2 separate regions of the Homo sapiens genome follow, and region 1 is linked to region 2. Evidence: read pairs that join two places in POLR2A ChIA-PET (ENCODE). Cell type or tissue: A673. All regions are shown on one strand.

The links. Peaks named below come from ENCODE experiments on the same cell type or tissue, not always from the same donor. Only the 100,000 strongest peaks of a DNase experiment are listed, where the experiment ranks them.
Region 1: POLR2A ChIA-PET joins it to region 2 with 5 read pairs; 2 of 35 experiments call an interaction of 5 or more read pairs at or near these places.

The regions. Positions count from the first base shown.
Region 1 is chr2:135,959,512-135,963,511 of GRCh38, reverse strand. DARS1 (aspartyl-tRNA synthetase 1) reads left to right here. Exons shown (of 16, transcript NM_001349.4): 4 at 2,014-2,116. Among named protein-coding and RNA genes, the nearest start is that of DARS1-AS1, 24 kb to the left of the region's middle. RefSeq lists an enhancer at 2,050-2,551 and a silencer at 2,587-2,787. In A673, no CTCF peak of the experiment used is centred here; a DNase peak (open chromatin) is centred at 2,171; H3K27ac peaks cover 523 bases.
Region 2 is chr2:136,172,873-136,176,872 of GRCh38, reverse strand. No RefSeq gene overlaps it. Among named protein-coding and RNA genes, the nearest start is that of CXCR4, 57 kb to the right of the region's middle. In A673, no CTCF peak of the experiment used is centred here; no DNase peak of the experiment used is centred here.

The DNA of each region.
Region 1 (4,000 bases), 210 kb after region 2:
TAATCCCAGCTACACAAGAGGCTGAGGCAGGAGAATCGCTTGAACCCGGGGGGCGGAGGTTGCAGTGAGCTGAGGTAGCGCCATTGGACTCCAGCCTGGGCAACAAGAGCAAAACTCCATCTCAAAAAAAAAAAAAAGTCATTAATAGTTAACATTAATTGGGCTCCGTCTCAACTTTAAACATATTATAAAATCCTTATGATTATGAAAGAAAACCTCATGACTCTTACCGTCTCCATTTTCCAGATGAAGAACTGAGATATAAAGTGGTTTAATAATTTTCCCACAGGCCCCTTCATAGGAAGTGATAGGATATGATACCAGGCCTTTTGATTTCAAAGCTTTTACTTTTTTTTCTACCAGACACACTAATTGTTACCCCCTAGTGCCGACCCATAGACTTATCCTGTGCTCACCCTTTGTAAGTCCTTTAGAGTTCTCCATTCTTTCTCCAGGGTCTTTGTGTAGCACTGAAATTATCACTGGACAGCTTTGTGAGGCAGCTAGGTTGGTGCTGCTTCTGTCTGGACTATTAGAGTAGCTAATACACTCTGACTACATTATGGCTTAGCCTAGCACTGTCGTGTGCACATTACCTTCCATTTCACAGTAACATACTTTTCTAAGTGGGGTAACGTGGCTGTGGTTTCAGTAGTAGTTCCTAGGAAAATGTTATTTTTATTCATCTGCAAGTTTCTCTGTGGTAATAACCTTTGTCCTTCCAATATTTTAAAACTCCTTTGAATTTGTTTCCTGTATTAATACAACTTCGTTTTTTAGGATTTTACTTTGTGACTGGATCATCCTCCAAAGCAAAAGGGAAAATTAAGAGTGTTTTTTAGTGGTTAAAAACCTGCCAATCATATATGACTCTAAAGTCAATAGATTATGTCTGTGTTGACACTTTGTTTGCAACCTGTCTTTTTTAACTTGTGATTGCTATCTGATTTGCATTTCAAAATACTGTATGTTGAAAGTAGTAACTGTAAGTCTGCTTGCATTTTTGCTTTCCTTTTTCTTTCTTCTTTTGGTTAAGGCCCATTCTAAATGTAAAATATAATGCTCAGTTTAAAAAACAAAATCTTGTGATGTTTTACAAAACAATCTGATGTGTAAAGTGGTCTTGGAGAGATTAACCCATTTTTTATGAAGAAGTAATTTCCCAGAATTTGATCAGAGACTTAAGAAGGATCTGCTTTGGAGGAAAAAGGGATGTCACAAGGATACATAATAACGAAATATATTATGAATAATGTTTTTCAGAAGGTTAAGAATAAGGAGTAACAGTTCTTTATCAAAGAAGAAGGAATAAAGAGGCCCAGGATATGTAAAAATAAAACTGGTTATAGGGCTTGAAGAAAATGATCTTTAATAGACAATATAAGTTATTTGGAGTAAAAAAAAATGCGAGACTCATAAAATATGAAGGACTAGGAAGGTGATAAAGGAAAAATGAAGAACGTAGAACATGAAAGGCACTAGCCTGTCAATTTAAATGCTCTTTAAAATGTACTTTGGTAGGAAGAAACTCTGTAGATGGACCACCCCATAGTGTTTGTGTCCTTGTTTTTAAGCACTGTGTTAGCACTTTTGTGGTTGCAGTATTGAAACTTCCATAGTAGTACAGTGCCTTTGCATGTGGAATATACTAACTATTGAATGAATGTTGAAAGTGATCTCAAGTTACTTGAAATTTGTTTAATAAATCAATGCAATGACAAAATAATTTTCTTGATTTAGAAGTTTTTTTGAAATTGGTGATTTGCCTGTGTTCTTATAACAAGTTGAAAGCATTTCTTGTTACTCATCATAGGAACTTGAGTTTCTTTAAGGGTTGTCAGTTGAGTGTGAGTATTTTGTCTGTGGAAGCCAAATGGATAGTATACACATGCATGCGTGCCTGATGAGTATAGTAAATTTTGGCCCACTTTTAAAGTAGAGAGCATTTTCCTTCTTTGTAAAACCTGAAGTTGCGTGTCCTTAATACATTTGTGTTCTTTCTGTCTTTTTCAGGGAAACAGTGCTTCTTAGTCCTACGTCAGCAGCAGTTTAATGTCCAGGCTCTTGTGGCGGTGGGAGACCATGCAAGCAAGCAGATGGTTAAATTTGCTGCCAAGTAAGTAAGCAATTATATCCTGTTGTCAGAATAAACAATGGTGGGAACCAAGACTCCCAGGGGTTTGGACCATTTTCATACATTAACATCAATGCTTCGTTTGTTTAAAAATGTAGTTATTTAAATTGTCAGTTCAGTGTTGCTGAATACATTAAACTTACAAAAGAGAAAATATGGAGCACAGGCTTGAAATTCATTTGGAACTGCTGAAGCAGCACTCTCTACAGACAAGTCACATTTACTTTCAAGTAGAGTAACAAAAAGCCTGGCAGCCTCAACATAGCAGAGCAACTTTATTTTGTTGTGTTTGTTGAGCTTCATTTCCTCCCTCCTTCCCTCCCTCCCCCAGTTTGAGATTTGCATGTTGAGCAACAAGTTTTCTAACCAAAAAATAAAAGTATATAAAATAAAAGAATGTAGTTTGGCAAATGATTGCCTCCAGAAGGAAGTAAAACAAATGTTTTACAACTTTTAGCTTTGACACCAAAAGGGTTTAGGAGAAAAAAGGTAAAACTTGCTTTTTCCTCCTGTAAAAGTCTGGGCTGTCTGGCTCAGAGTTCCCGTAGAAGCAGCACATTGTTTTGTTCAGCTTGCAGGAGGCAGATATAGAGATAGAAGTGTGGTTGTGTGTGCAGTGGCTCTAAGGTGATGAGAGCTGTTTTACTTGGTAGTGGTGATGTGGCTAATTTTGTTTCATGTTTTTTTTCAATTTCATCAGAATTTTATTTCCATGATAATGATCTCAGAAAACATGAGAAAATGGATGGTCTTTGTGTTTTAAGTAATAAAGTAATTTCATAGTGTGTAAGTGTTTTTTAAAAGAAAGAATTCAATCAGAGTAAATGATATATTTTTTCTATTGATTTTTTTAAATGTTTGCTTTTTAGATGCATGCTTTCTAAGAATGAGTTAATACAGATGGAATTATGAATTTTAGAATTGGAAAGAAACTTAAAAATTATCTAATTCAATATCGTAATTTAGCTTTCAGCCCTCCCTGACCCTCTAGCACAATGTTATACATATAAAGGATGCTCAGCAGCTGGTTTTGGTTTAGATATTTATCAAATTACGTCATAGTAATACCTGCACTCGGATTTAAGAACTTAAGTGCCATGAATTGTATCGATTCATTGATGAGATCAGTAGTATTTTAATACTACTAATACAGTAGCCCCACCTCTCCCTATCTCCCAGTGCTGCCCAGAGATGACCACTTTTCTTCTACGTGTGTCTTCTGGTAATTAGGTTTGCTTGTTTCGTCTCCTGGTTAGAGTGTGTGCTTGTGGGGTGCATTTGTCTTCCAACCTTTTAAGGTTAGTGTGTATCCTATGAAGTCAAACATAAATGAGCTTGGTCCCTAGAAATTTTATCTGCACAGAGAACCTTCTATAAAAGAAAAAAAGATGGTCCTGGAAACCGCAGACATAGATGCTAAATTCTATTAAATATACTGAAAAATACTGGAAAAAAGTCAACCTCAAATCAACAAACAACTTTTGTATAATAATTTGGTTTTGAAAACTAATACATGAAGCCGACAGTTACATAGAGAATATATTTTTCCATTAAACTGCATTATAACCTCGGCGTTACATTCCTAAAGCTTCCAGTGGAAAAGCCTTTTGAAAATCCCAGTTACCCATAATATTCAGTGAGAGGCATTCTACTGACAAGTGGACGGTTAATCCATGTGATGTGTTTAGAAGCAGACACGTTAAAGTACTCCGCAAATAAGTTATTCCTATTATTTTGGATCTTCTCAGAAACTCCTGGGACTTGACTAAATAACAGCGATTGACTATATCAGATGTCAACCATAGCTTAATAGCTAAAAGAGCTACTTTCAAATGGTCTCCCAAACAGAACTTAGTTCACTAATGC
Region 2 (4,000 bases):
AGTCGTTTCTCCCAAGTCCCCTAGTTCACAGGACCATATCCATTTAGGAATTAAAACAAGCTGACTTTTTTTTTTCTGAGGAGAGTGGATTCTTTCCAGAATTCCCATATCTAGAAAGCAGGAGAGAAACAAACTTTAATGACAGGGTCCTTTCTTCCCTTTCCACAAACGACCCAATTGTCATGAGTAATGCACTTTTTCTGTTTGCAGCCTCATCATGATCCAGCAAATGAACCCCAACAATTAGCCTCTTCATTTCCATCAGACCATGTCCTTGAACTCCAGAAAGCTGCTATGGGAGCCAACCATATATATATATTTTTTTTAATTAATCTAGCTGGGCTCTGGCCAGTCATTAAAACTAGGAGATTAATCATTCCTTCCTTCTTCTTTTAAACCCATACAACCCATGTAGACCGAAAATTACAGAAAGTTCAAGCTGATAGGCTTCTTAGGGATCATCTAGTACAGTGTTTTTGAATTGAACCATTAAGGGGTCAGAAAGTCAATATAATGAGTTATAACCAGCATTTTTTAAAAAAAGACAACACAGAGAATTTCATGTAGTACAAGTGAGTATGGCTTCATGAAACATGTTTCAATTATGTATATGGTTCTGAGAGTGGCAACATAAAATTGTGGGCACTTCTTACTATGGGTCCTGGTCCAAAAAGTTTGAAAATCCTACCTCCCTGGTCTTCCAGATGGGAAAAGTCAAGCCCCAAGAGAGGCAGTGACTTACCCAAGGTTCTGTTGCAAATCAGTCCTTCTCCACCCACTTCCTGGCATGCCAACACCCCTGGCTCCCTCCCATGTGTTAGCACACAAATCAGCATGCATCAGGTCCTGCCTGGTGTTGGGTCCATCAGCATTTAACTCCTTTCAGACAGCAGGCCCTCTAGAAGGCCCAATGATACCCCATCATTTTGTCACCCCACAGCACTGAGCACAGTGCAATGCACCTGGAGCAGATGTTGAATGTCCACCTGGTGAATTACTGAGGTGAGCAGAAGTGGTCTCAGGAGGAAGAAAAGGTAAAAAAAAAAAAAAAAAAAAAACCCAGAGTGAGAATGGGCTGCCATGTTTGTGAGCTCCCAAACGCTAATGGCAATGATAACAATCGTTCCAAAGACGGCCGTCTACCAGCTTTTTATGTTCCCCCAGGAGCTGGGCTGAGCTCTGTGTATGCAATGCTTCATTCAGTCCTCACAACAAGCTGGTGGAATGCTACTGCCCCAGGGCCTACTGAAGTTTAGAAACCAGGTCATTTAGCTAACCAGGATTCAATCCCAAGTGCTATGGTTTGGATGTGGTTTGTCCCCGGCAAAACTCATGTTGAAATGTATTTGCCAATGTGACAGTGTTGACAGATGGTGGGACCTTTCAAAGGCATTTGGGTCATGAGGGATCTGCCCTAATGAAGGAATTAATGCAGTCTCAAGGAGTGGGGGAATGAGCGGGTTCTTGCTCTCTCAGGAATAGATTTGTTACCACACAAGCAGGTTGATATAAAGCAAGGCTACTCTCCTGTTTGGTCTCTTTGCATACACCCATTTTCCTTTCCACTTTTTACCCATGAGGAACACAAGACCTTCACCAAATGGACTGCCCAGTCTTGAACATCCCAGCCTCTAGAATCATGAGCCAAATAAACTTCTTTTCTTTATAAATTACCAGTCTCGGGTATTCTGTGGCAACACAAAATGGTCTAAGACAGGAAATCCCAAGCAATCAGGCATCAGACTCCATGCTTTTAACCATTGCAACCCACACCTCCTCCTGACGAATCCCTCACAGAATGTTAACTGTTGCAACAATGATTAAGCACCTAATGAATCTGTTGAAAGAGTGAATGAGTAGATGAAGGCAGAAGGGACACACTCTGCCTTGCTAAGAAGCTGGAGGCTGAACAGAGTACTGCTATGGGAAGTCAGATCTAGCCTGGAAGAACAAGCTAGCACACGATAAACATTCTTCAAAATGGGGGCAGATGCTCCTGGAACAGACAGAATCCAAAGCATTCCCATCCTTCCTTCCTTCCTCCTATTGTCACCCTTTGTGCCTCCATTGCTGACAAAACCAAAGACTGCAGCCATGTCCTCAGTCTAGTGGCCTGGAGTATGGGTTTGTAACCTAGTAAAGTCTCATGAGGCTATCCCCTAAACCAACACCTTTCCAAAATTCCTGGTTTAAAAAAAAAAAAAAGGCTTAATGTGAGGTTGAGCTGGGGAAGAGAAAACTAACTCAGCTTTTCATCGGCTTAGACTCCTGGGGTTGTCAAAGGTGGAGTGTCAAATTAAAACATACTGCAAAAATAAAAAAAAAAAAACAGAAAGCCTGTCTCTGAGAGAGAGAATCTTTTCTTCTTATTCTTCACTGTCAAGGAGGCAAAGCTGGTTTGATTATTCTTTTTTACTCCCCTTGAGAAATTCTCAATATGATTGGCAAGAAATCAGGAATAACAAGATAAAGTGGTGATGTAAATGCCAGTGGAAACAGTAGATCCATTGTGATGACCTTGTCTAAGAAGTCTCAAAGTGGGAAGAAAAGCTGGGATCTGGGCTTTGATGCAGAGCCCTTGCATGTAAAATTTACAGTATCCTTCTTATCGGAAATGCTTAAATACTTTCCCTACAGGTATTTACAATCTGTCTCAACATTTGGCTGACTCCTGGCAATTTTCTGCTTTCATTCACATTAACTATTTAAAGGAAAACTCCAGGGCAGCATTTTGAGTAGCACATTGAATTAAAACAAAGGATAAATTACCAAAGAAACATTGAAGGGTCTGGAATGCAATCATCATCTAAGAAAAAAAAAATCATTATTCTTCACAAATACAAAACAATGGTAAGATATTGACAGGGACCTAGAAAGCTGAGAAAACTAGTCCAGGCAAAACTGCATTTGAAATCACAATACTCCTCTCTTTAAAACTCCCAAAGCTCTGACATTCCATTGTCCTGTCTCCATTCCAATTCAGAACCTCTTTAATAATCACAATAGACACAATCCTTCCTGTGTCTGGCTTAATCTCTCCAATTGCAGTTTAATTTGAGTTTCTCATATCTGTGCACAATAGAAAGAGAAACACTATTTACTTGCATCATAAAATTTCCCAAGGTTCTGGGATGCTTTCCTGGAAGAAATCTCAAGACTCCTGTTTTATATTGTGAATTTTATTCCCTATACCAATATCCATGTCTGTTTTCACATGAAAGCACTGTTTTCAGCTACCATCGAGTCAAACGGACACACTAGGAAAATACACTGCACTTATGTAGTCACTGAATGTATCCCTCAGCGCACTGGCCCATGTCTCCCATGAAGAAGCCCAGCTCTGGATGAAGTCTCTGTCCTTCTGAATGCTTTCAGCTGCAAGTAACAGAATATCTCATTTACATTAACCTAAACAGTGAAGAAAATGTGTTGCTGCACATCAAAAATTCTGGAGATGAGTGGTACAAGGTTTTTCAGTGTGTCAAAAATGATGCCAAGGACCAGGCACTTGGCAGCTTTCCATTCTGCCAACCTCCTTGTGCCATGCATCCTCCCACAGGAACAAGATGGTCACCGTGGTTTAGGCATTCTGTATCAATGCAATAACATCTGGTGGAAGAAATTGGATGCTTCCTTTCATGAACCACACTTCAAAGGGGGAAGAAAACCTTTCCCAAAGCCCCCAGGGAAACTCCCTTAAAATCCACTGGCCAGAACTGGATCATATACCATGCCTTGGTTGCAAGGGAGGCTAGAAAAATGGAAAATCTGATACTTCTAACTTCTAAAGTAAGAGGTGAACTCTGCCACCAAGAAGTAGATGGGATGGGGACCTCACAGCCTGCTGCTAGGCAGAAGACCAAAAGGATCTTCCACAAAGCCCCTCTGTCCCATAGGCTCAGTCCTTGTGACAGGGAGGAGGGAGAGCTAGATACAACCACTTCGAATGAGCAAGACTCTCAAGGGACCCAAGCAAGTAGCCCTAGGAACAGTGGCTTAT